2 separate regions of the Homo sapiens genome follow, and region 2 is linked to region 1. The links are chromatin contacts, found by Hi-C in ENCODE. All regions are on one chromosome and are shown on one strand. Each heading gives the region's core, a stretch centred on a gene start or an enhancer-like site at or near the end of the contact. The rest is flanking DNA. Distances are from core to core; before and after follow the strand shown. Region 1 overlaps COL4A2 (collagen type IV alpha 2 chain). Region 2 holds the start of COL4A2-AS1 (COL4A2 antisense RNA 1).

Evidence for each region. Hi-C counts contacts between places; a loop is a spot of excess contacts on that map. Pooled maps may share reads with other maps.
Region 2: a loop to region 1 is called in a map of PC-9, with 7 times the contacts of the local background. The contact joins the promoter of COL4A2-AS1 here to the enhancer-like site in region 1. A Hi-C loop is called at or near these places in 10 of 168 maps with a recorded cell type or tissue (Caco-2, HepG2, K562 and 7 more) and 9 of 50 pooled maps.

What each region holds. Positions count from the first base shown.
Region 1 is chr13:110,446,085-110,450,315 of GRCh38, reverse strand. COL4A2 (collagen type IV alpha 2 chain) reads right to left here. Exons shown (of 48, transcript NM_001846.4): 18 at 3,452-3,518; 19 at 527-637; 20 at 1-11. Among named protein-coding and RNA genes, the nearest start is that of COL4A2-AS2, 15 kb to the left of the region's middle. RefSeq lists enhancers at 1,162-2,361, 3,348-3,848, 3,849-4,231. Within about 2 kb of position 1,900, at least 5 of the 41 ENCODE cell types and tissues checked have a DNase peak (open chromatin) inside an H3K27ac peak, as active enhancers do; they include PC-3, PC-9 and ascending aorta, where a contact is called at or near this core.
Region 2 is chr13:110,505,192-110,511,592 of GRCh38, reverse strand. COL4A2-AS1 (COL4A2 antisense RNA 1) reads left to right here and starts at 3,414. Exons shown (of 3, transcript NR_046583.1): 1 at 3,414-3,494; 2 at 3,842-3,946. COL4A2 (collagen type IV alpha 2 chain) reads right to left here. Exons shown (of 48, transcript NM_001846.4): 46 at 4,987-5,178; 47 at 3,372-3,658. RefSeq lists enhancers at 2,992-3,491, 3,492-3,993.

The DNA of each region.
Region 1 (4,231 bases), core at 651-3,150:
TCTCCTCTGATCTGAAACCAAACAGCATTCACCTGCAGCGTGAGTCTCCCATACCACACCGCTGCCTTTGTGTTCGTGTCCAGAGGGGCCCACTGGGGCACTAGCGGGCTTCATGGCCCCGTCAATAACTCCGATGGGTAGAAGCCATTGGTATAGTTCATTATCCTTTTTCAACATTAAAAACACCCCTCTCCTTGCCCCTCAAATAATGGCTTGATAGTTGTGATCAACACTGGGCAACAACACCTGATGATTCTCCGTTCTCTTCCCAACCCACAGGTGGAAGCATGCCAGTTACCCATCGTGGCACCATCTAACCTAGTTGGGGAGTTACTGTCATATGTGCGAGGGTTCTGTGAAGGTGTCCAAAGCATGTGTGCGGGGCTCCTTAGAGCTGCTAAGACTAGTCAGTGGGGAAAAGTAACAACGACATAGCTACGTCGTCAACGAAGTCTCCCTTGTGTGTGCTAGGACCTGAGTGCAGGTGCTTTGGGTCTCCGGTGTTGATATTATGAAGCCACATTACCTCCATCTCCGATGGAGAGGCCAGGGGGACCTGGGAGGCCCGGGTCTCCTGGCTCACCCTGGCTTCCTGGCTCCCCTTGGGCCCCTGGGAATCCCGGGTCACCTCTGGCACCTGGAAGGGAAACAAGTCCCACAGTAAGAACAAGACCGTGGTCTACGGATCGCAGCTGGCGTTCACTTTTTCATTGACTACATATTTACCAAATGCTCCATATGCTGTATGCGGCCTGATGAGGAGTTAAGATGATTAATACATGGGGTGGTCTCTCTTTTTAAGGGGCTCATTCTCCAGCAGGGGAACAGGATTAGTGAAAACCGGGTGAGGAAGTAGGTGAGTCCAAAGCTCGAATAAAGAAGGAACTAATGTGGTTGCCAATTCTGCTGGTGGCCTGGGAGCGAGGAGGCCTCACTTCCCTGCACCCCACTCTGCCCCTCAGCCCCAGCTTTAACCCTATTAGGCTCTTCTCATCCCTGTCTGCTGGATGCATAACAAAATTTGGCTTTTAAAAACTTTCACCCCTGAACAAACAAAGACAAAGTGGCATGGCTATGTTCCTTTGCTGTGTAAATAGCAACGCTTTACTGTAGAACACACTTTTTTCTAGACTATAATTGGGAAAGATGAGAAGAATGAGAAGAAAATAGGACTTTTTATCATGTAGGCATTAGGAATTTCTAGGAAAGCTTTCACTCTGCATGTCGTCTTACGAAGTTCCTTAAAATAAGGAGAGGGCTTTGCTGGGCGTCACACTGAAGTCCCACGTGCAAGGGACAGAAGGCCTGACTTCCGTGTATGGCGTCTCCTGCTCGGGCAGCTTCGTGCCGAGTGTGCAGGGGGCTGCGCTCCGCAGCCAGAGGCCCTGGGCCTGAACCTGGCTCCTCCACTTAAAGGCAACCCTGGGCAAGGAACTCAACGCCCTGCGCTTCCATCTCTCCCTCAGTAAAAGCAGCCAAGTCCATCTCCACCTCACAGGGTCACCCAGAGGGGTAAACACACTGAAAAGTACAACTAGGACAACTTGGAGCATCGCCTGGCACACAGTGTGACCTACACTCCTGTTAGCCATTGTTGATTCCATAAAAAGACACAAAATTGAAAGCCACAGACCTTCTCACTTGTTTGGAAGAATAGCAAGATTACTTTTATTTCTAGGTACCTTGGAATCATTTCTTTTAATACAAACCCCTCTATCCTTTTTGTCTTTTGACAAGTTCATGCAATGTTACCTTGAAAAAGATACATTTACTGCCTCTTTTCCCTGAGGGAATCTGCTGGTTAGTCAACCTTTGACTTTAAGAAACCCTGGAATGCAAGTCAGTCACATTCCAGCTCACCAATAACTCGGGAATGTTGTCCGGTAGAAAAGGCGGCAGGCAACCTCCGCATTTCTGAATCCGCTTGTGGGAAAAAGTGAATTTTGAAAGCACCCGCCTTTGCAGTGTGAATTCCAGGAATATAGTACGGTGAGAAGGGAGGGGTTGGTGAGAGTTGGGTTCTCAGTCAGCAACATTTTTAAAAAATGCAAAAGAAACATCGCCAGCATTAACTTAAAAATTATGTTCTTAAAATCTCAAACAGCATATTTCCTTTTTACCAAAATTATTAATAATGAGTCAAGTCAAAGTGGGCTCATGGCTCTTTTTAGTGGGTCTCAGGTTTGGTAGCCAGGTGTGCGCCATGGATGAGGCAGGAAATGCCAGCTTCGTAGTTACGGGCATCATGGAAGCTGAGCATGGATTTCAAAATATCCCCATTCACGGCTCCACGCCTCCCCAGACAGACATCTCAGGGGCTCCTGGAGGCACTGCCCATGGCCCTGTTCTGTCCTGCGTTTTGATCAGCATTGGATGAAGACATGCAAAGCCATTATTAAACTGACAGAGGGCTCGCTTCGAAGCAGGGAGGTGAATTCTTGACACCTAGGCTTAGAGGACAGGGAGACCAGGTGACCTGCTGAGTTCAAGAGGTAAACACCAGAGCGTCTGTATTTAAAAAACCCTACCCTTCACAATGCCTGTCTGATATGTTTCTGCACGTCGTCACTCAGTCAGGCGTTTGCTGAGCTCCAACTCTGTGCCTGTCCTGTTCCAGGCATTGGGAATACAGCAGTGAACAAGATGGGCTGAAATGTCTGTCCTCACAGAGCTGACTATAACATGGGCCAATGATCCGCAAAGATATATACGCACGATTATCAGGAGGAGGTTCTCGAAACATTTTTTTTTTAACCTAGAAGGATGCGCATTCTACAAGGTTCAGAGCCAAGTGCTCTAGTTGCAGGACTAGGATCAGATTTCCATATGATCTCGCCAATTTGGAAGCCGAGCCTTAATAACAAGATGAGCATTAGTGACGACATGCGCAAAGTCCTTCGTTTACACTCCAAGGTCAACTGTGACAGTGGGGAGTGGTTGTTATGTGTAAATATCTGGGAATTTAGTTGCCTTGAAGCCTGAAAGCATGTGACTGTTCACTGGTTATGAGTTATGATCAATTCCAGGTGTCGGGCTGGCAAGCAGAGGGCTTAAGAACCTTGGTGCATTTGGAGAAAAAATCCGAAGGCGGCTGGGGCTGCTGCCCTGGATATCTTCAGCGATAGTCCAGACGGCAGAACTAGAACTCTACAAGTTAAGCAGAAGTGAAAGAATTCCCCAACGGAGGGGATTTCTCACGTGTAGGTGGTGAGGACTGTCTCAGGCACAGGCAACATGAAGGTCTCCCTGTGACACATTTAAGCATGAGGGAAATTGTACATGAAGTTATGTTCTAAATTTCGTGGTTTATTTTTTATTTTTTTTATTATTATTATACTTTAAGTTTTAGGGTTGCTTAGAATATCTGTCTTGAAAGTTCATAGCTCTGTGTCCCTAACAGGAGAGAATGTGTATGCGATGCTGAACTATGCAGGTGAAATTGTTCACACACCTTTTGCTAGGGAAGGGTGAGGGGAGTAGGCAGGTAGTCCAGGGGGCCCTGGGTCTCCGGCTTCTCCCTAGAGAAAGAAAAGAGAAAAACAGGATGTGAGAATAGCCTTTTGGAGTTTTTGACAGTACACATATTTCCAAAGAAGAAACCCGAGCGTGGACCGTCAGGCTGGCAGAGCAGCTATTTCAACCAGTGGAACCACAGACAGTGCCTGGGGCAGCATCCCCATGCTAGGGTGGCAGAGCCTGGCATCCCAGCCACCAGCCACAGGTGCCCAAAGAGAACAAGACAGGCAGGGGCTCATCTCATTTTGAAATCCTTGTCGAATGCCAGGAGACTGTGCTTTCTGTAGTTCAGACTATTACATTTTGGGTAGTGATAGCCGAGCCGCCTGGCGAGGGTGGGCTGGGAGATGATGCGGCCGCAGGACCCCCGTGGAGCGCCATCTGTGTCGTAAGGCAGCATTTGTCATAAGGCAGCATCCCGCGCACCACCTTCACCTCTTTGAGCCTCACCCGGCTCAGAAGTCCTCTCCAGATGTGCCCCCACCCAGGTTCCCCACGGGTGCGTTCCCCTCTCAGCTAGACCAGCAGCACCCACCTGGTCTTCCACCTAATGGTCTCCCCTCCCTGCAAGCCCAGGAATTACTCACACAAGCCACATCCTCCCTTGGAAACCAGGGGCACCGCACCCTCTTGTTACTACAAGGCCTGCCTTCCCCAGGGCTGCTGGCTTCCTCTGTGCCTGAGCGCACCCCTACGTGGCCCTGAGTGGCAGGTG
Region 2 (6,401 bases), core at 2,165-4,664, 60 kb before region 1:
CATCTGCCTAATCATCCATTCAAAGAAAAATACCTGGCAGAAGAGATAACACAATGTTTACTCTTTTTAGAAGAAAAAAATAAAATTAAGATGTAGGCTGGCATCTGAGGCTAATAAGTTAAAAATAATCACCCAGCCAGGCCTCCCAGCTCCTTCTCTGAAAATGCTGATGATCAGGGAGGAAAGATGAGTGGTTTTATTTTTTTTTTTAAATCTGTACTTGCTGATTTTTCACAATAAATATGTATTACTTGTGTAATTAAATATATATTTTTTCAATCAGAGGTTGTTAAATAGTTGATTCTGAGGCTGGCTGGGAGATGGCTGAGGTCTTCAAGGAAGCCTTTTTTTTTTTTTCATTTTAAAGTTCTACTTTCTGTTGCATCAACATGTTTAGCCTTTATGGAAGCGCACGGCAGGCCTCCTGGATCCCAGAGTTGGTGTATAAGGGCCATTTGGCTTGGCTGAGCAGGCTTTGAGTGGTAAGTGGGCTTTGGAATCTGTTTACTTAGAATAGAAATATCTCAGTTCAGTTTGCAGGGAAAAAAGGGGCTGTTCTATGATATATTTGGGCAGGGGCCCCAGTTTAAGCTTTCCTTTAAATACAAAAAAAAACCCAAAAACCTTTAAAAAGTGTTCTGCTCACATAAGGCAGAAGCCTGTCCAGCCCTGAGCTGCCTGCTCTTGTCTGCTAATGAGCAGGTAATAAGAAGTGGAGACGTCCTCCAGGGCACCTCCGGCTTCACTTTGGTCTGAAGGAGCTGAGGCCATGCTGGGAGCTGCCCAAAGGAGACACCTGGGACTCCCAGAACGAGGTCAGAAGGGAGCACAATGTGAGAAGTCTTAGAGGCTGGCACCAGCCAGGTAAGAGCTGAGTTTGCTGCGCACACACACATGCATACATGCACACATGCACACACATGGTGTACACTCATGCACACACACAAATGCACGCATGTACACACACACACACACAGTGCATGCTTGTGTACACACCCCTATGCACACACGTGCATAAGTGCACACAGTCCAGGCACACGCACCCTTTCCAATGTGCTTCTCTCAGTGGACAAACCTCTGGCTTGGTACTCATAGCAGCTCATGTATCTTAAGAGAATTGCCTGGACGAGAGGCTGACCTGGAGAAGGGGCTGTGAGGGCTCCAGATAGTAGCCAGAATTGAAAAAAGAGGAACTAAAATAACGGCTGGCTAGATACTTGTAGCCTCTGCCAGAGCAGCTTTGAGAGAGGCCACCGAGGGGAGGGGAGGAAAATGACTTTTGCTGCTGCAGTCTGCATCCGGGGCTCTGCCCTTGTCCTCCCTCCCACGTGGCGCTCGCTTGTAGGGAATGCAGAAAATGCATCCTCTGGGGCCACCCATCCTCACGGACAAAAGAAGGGTGAGCCAGGCGCTAGCCTCAGCACTGCTCTCGCCTTCTGCGTACCCACTGGGGACGGTGGGGCAGTTGCTCTCAGCCAAGCTGTCCTCTCCTCTCCAAAGTCAGCTCTTATTATGCTGAGATGCCAGCAGCCCTAGTGGTACCATATGCTTGTCACCACACAGAAGGGATCAAAGAGTATTTAAAGTGCAGACGAGGCACACAGCTGTCTTGGTTTAGGTCCTGCCTCCTAGACGGCAGTCAGGGCACATCTGGAGGGGGCACATCTCCAGTACACAGATGTGTCTGCTCACTTATCCATTGTCAGGGACAATGGGGACTTTCTGTTCTCAGAAGTCAAGGTACTTCTGGCCCATCTGTCCTGACCCAGGAGCCGTCTCAACCCATGCCTTTTGGGGATGTCAAGTTCCAGGCTTGCTGGGGCTGTCAGCCATTTATGTAAGCAGAGAGTTACGTGTGCAGAGGATAATGTCTGCTTATCTCGTGACAGTCATTTGAAACCTGATGCTAATGGAACAGGGGATGCCTGACCTTTCTGGATACTGTGTAATCATGCCCTTCACAAGGGAGAGGCTCATTTATTTTGAATTTAACAACGGGAGTGAAAAAAACAGGAGCAACCAAAGCTTACTTCCTGACACAGGGGCACCCTGAAGGTCACTGTGAAACAAAAGAAGGTTGCTCCAAAGTCACCTTCCATGATAAGCTTCTGGAAAGGTAGAAATTGTGCCTGTCCCTGCCCAGGATTTAGCATCCTGTTGCTCCAACTTATCATAGCAACGATACCTATTAAAATGCCAATACTTGTTTATCTTTTCCTTCCTTTCCTAGAATCCGGATTTTTTTTCCTGTTGTTTTGAAAGATTAGCAATCACTATGTAATTTATATTTTATGTTGTGTGTGTGTGTGTGTGTGTGTGTGTATATATATATATATATATATATATAATTTATGAAATATTTAACATGCTGGGCATCCAATCCATATAGCTGGAGTTATGACAGTTATAATGCATATAAATAAACTCACTGGAAGACCCACTGTCCTCAGTGAGACTTTCTTTTCTCCCTACAATAGTATACAGATGGTCCCTGATTTACCATGGTTAGACTTAGGATTTTTGAGTTTTCGATGGTGCAAAAGCAATATGTATTCAATTCACTATTTGATTTTTGGTGGGGTTACATCCAGATAAACCCATCATAAATTGAAAACGCACTTTCAACTTATAGTATCTTCATCTTACAATGAATTTATCGGGACGGGACCCTATTCCAAGTTGAGGAGCCTCTGCTTTAATAGGCAATATTGCAAGAGACACTATGGTGCTGTGGTCTCTCCCCTGGAGGTTAAGCTAAACCTAATCTGGCCAAAGCTGAGGGTTCTCTATTTTATACCCAAAGGCGATCCGGAAGGGTGGGCGGTGCCTTCCCAGGTCCTGGTTGTGCACCTTCTCCTGGCTTTCAAAGTATCCACAGGCTCTCTATTTTATACCCAAAGGTATTCCAGAATTTTCCTCACGAATATATATCCATTTTAAGCCAGCCAGTTAATAGGTATTTCTTCAGGGTATTCTAGGTTCCAGATAGATTCTAAATAAGATCAGGATTCTAGAGAAAAGTCTCCCATATATTTAGACTTCTGGTAAACCCAAAGCAGCTGCACCTTTGGTGTTGGTGTTGTACCTAGTAAGACGGATAACAGGCAAGTTCGTCCTGGTTACACTCCTTACAAAGGCCTGGTGGCAAATTAATGAGCCCTTTCTGGGTGGAGGAAGCCCTGTGCCCAGCATGTGGCTCAGTTAGCCAAGTGTAAGCTGTGTTCCAGCTCTCGCTCGCTTCCTGGGCCAACTACCCTTGTGCAGTGCACACCCTGGACTGCCGTGTCTGATTCTTCTCACAAAGGCAGCTGTTCTTGCTGTGTCCCCAGCAGGGTGTGGTTGGGGAGGGGAACTGGGCAAATACCACATACCATGAGGAAGGAATATCCGATCCACAAACTCCGCCACCCAGCTGGGCAGTGTGGGATGGAGACATCCTGACTGTGGACCGCGATGGCGATGGCCGGGGCCTCACACACAGAACAGCGGCTGATGTAGGGCTTGATCTCGTCCTCGGCCACGGGCATCATGGGCAGCGGCGCAGTGGTAGAGAGCCAGTAGGACTTGTCGTTCCGGCTGGCATAGTAGCAGACATCACCAGGGTTGCAGTACAGGAAGGGCATGGTGCTGAACCGCGCCAGGCAGGAGCCCGCCAGCCCTGTGGAAGGAGGGGTCATGAGATCACAGTGCAGTGTGGCTAGAAGACGCACCTGCCAGCCCCAGCCAGGCCCAGGAGGCTGTGTGTCACGGACTCGCCCCAGGGCACCTGGTGGAGTTTAGCCACCTACTGGAGGGCCAGGCTAAGGCTTCCCAATTTCTTTCTTTTTCTCTTTTTGATCAGACTCCACTGGCATTTTGGAACAGCTCTGTTCTTCTACAAGTTCTCACACATACTGGGCCAAGTTGGATCACCAGGGAGTGGCGTCTTCATGGAATAGCATTTTGGGTGAGCCTTACCTTAGTGGGGTCTTAACAGCACTGGCCCCAAGAAAACTCTGATGGCCTCCAAGGGGTCGCTCTTTGACCCCAAGGAGCCACCCCAGAAGGAGTCCTGGCCCTTCTCCCTTCCATGTAGCTTTATTGCTTCTGGAGACTAAGATAGCCTTTATCTCCTGGCCACAACGAATGCTGCAGCTAAGCAGGTTTCCCTCTTCACATGGATTGCTGAAAAGCTCAGACCCAGAAGTGCAGCCACCTTTAGCAAACATGCCCGGTGCTAGGCTGCCTCCTTGGCCCTGTTCCTAGATCTATTTTTGGCCCTTATCCTTGGCGGCCTTTGCCCCGTTGTTCTTTAGAAACTCATTGTGGAGGCGGGGCGCACAGGCAGGAATGTGAAGGCACCATGAGCCAGCAACATGCTTCCCGGGGGCAGAACGCCTGATGTAACCTGCACCGAGGAGGCAGAACACAGCCAGTATCCCAGAGACCCTTCCCGTCACCCCCTCAAAGAGGACCTCAGACTAAGCTACCTCCACTTGTAATTTGTGTGTATTGCATTTTCTGTATTCGAAGTCGCGTTAATGCCTTTCAAAGGCTTCCTTAAATAAGAGCATGCACACGTGTCCATGGGTCCATTTTCCTCGGGGGGCTGTATGGGAGAGTCTTACATGAACCCCAGCCCCTCATGGCCCCTGCCTGACTCCAAGTCTACAGAACTTGGGTCAAAAACAAGAAGGAGGTGAAGTAATTGGTGGTCTCCACTGGAGAGGGGTCGGGGGTCAGACGGGTCACATGGGAGCCTGCGGAAGTCAATACCAGGTTAAAAGGCAGGTCCCTGTGTTAAGGTCCTGAGGTTTAAGGGCTTTGTAAGGCTTCTGCTTCAAAGGCCGTTTTAATCTTTCTGCACTCGAGGAATGTAGATGGACCCTTCCGTCAGGGGAACTTACCAGCCGTGGAGGGTTTGGGAGTCTCGCTGTGGCCCTTTGATCTTGGCCACTTCCGGGCCAGCCCTGAGCAGGCAACGGGGGCCGGGTGGGAGGTACCTACCCAGGTCCTGGTTGTGCGCCTTCTCCTGGCCCTCGAAGTACAGCAGGCTGTATCCACTCCAGAGTTTGTTCATGCCCACTGGGCACATGGGCTCCTGGTCCGTCTGGCTGTGCTTCACCAGGAGGTAGCCGATGCTGACGCTGCGGCCTGGCATACCCGGCAGGCCCGGGCTCCCTGGACGGCCTGGTGCACCTGCAGCCCGAGAAAGAGAGAGAGTGGACGGCCTGGTGCACCTGCAGCCCGAGAAAGAGAGAGAGTGGACGGCCTGGTGCACCTACAGCCTGAGAGAGAGAGAGAGAGTGGACGGCCTGGTGCACCTGCAGCCCGAGAGAGAGAGAGAGAGAGAGAGTGGACGGCCTGGTGTACCTGCAGCCCGAGAGAGAGAGTGAGTGGACGGCCTGGTGCACCTGCAGCCTGAGAGAGAGAGAGAGTGGACGGCCTAGTGCACCTGCAGCCTGAGAAAGAGAGAGAGAGCAGCCCCCTTGACAGCCGCCCCACAGAAACCTCGGGACCCAGGAGTGCAGGGCAGTTTCCAGGTGCGCCTAGAACCATCGCTCTCCTTCCCCAGATCTTGGGGCTCAGTCTGTTGAGATCAGGAGACTCTTGGGAAGGATTTGATCCACACTTTGTTCTCAGTAGCATGAAATGATGGCAGTGAGGGCACTGGGCACAGAGGAGGGGTCCTTTCCATAAAAGACTCAGTCAGCCATAGGTAGGCATGTGCCCCTCAGGATGTGCCCAACGTGCCTGGCGTTGGAAGTGTCCGGAGGAGTATCGCAGGCCAGCCCCCACCCCCAGCAGTGGCCTCCCTCCGCTGGACACTTCCAGGAGACATGGCTCATCGCAGGCCATGCTGACTGCGCACTTGACCACAGCCTGGGTTAGAATGTTCTTTCTGCGTGCAGCCTCCTGTAACTCCTACCCGAGGAGCACACGGGGGTGGCTCATCTGCCTCCAGCACAGCAGCTCTGTGAATATTTCTCAGCTATCCCCAGTGACCCTTTCTCCCATTGTCCCCTCCCCTTCCAAGGGACACCCATGGTCATGGCCCTTTCTCCCAGGACACTTCCCCTCCACCATCCCTAGCTTGTCTCCTACCCTGGGCGGGCTCCCATTTGCTGGCATTTGTTTTCAGGTGCACCCCACACTACCCATAATTTGCCGGCTGCGGATCTGTCCCCAGGGGCAGGGGACTGCTATTTCCTTTGACTTGGACACCAATAGTACTACCCATGTTTAATTTTCTTTTTTTTTTTTGAGACGGAGTCTCGCTCTGTCCCCCAGGCTGGAGTGCAGTGGCGCGATCTTGGCTCATTGCAACCTCCACCTCCTGGGTTGAGGCCATTCTCCTGCCTCAGCCTCCCGAGTAGCTGGGACTACTGGCGCCCGCCACCACGCCCGGCTAATTTTTTGTA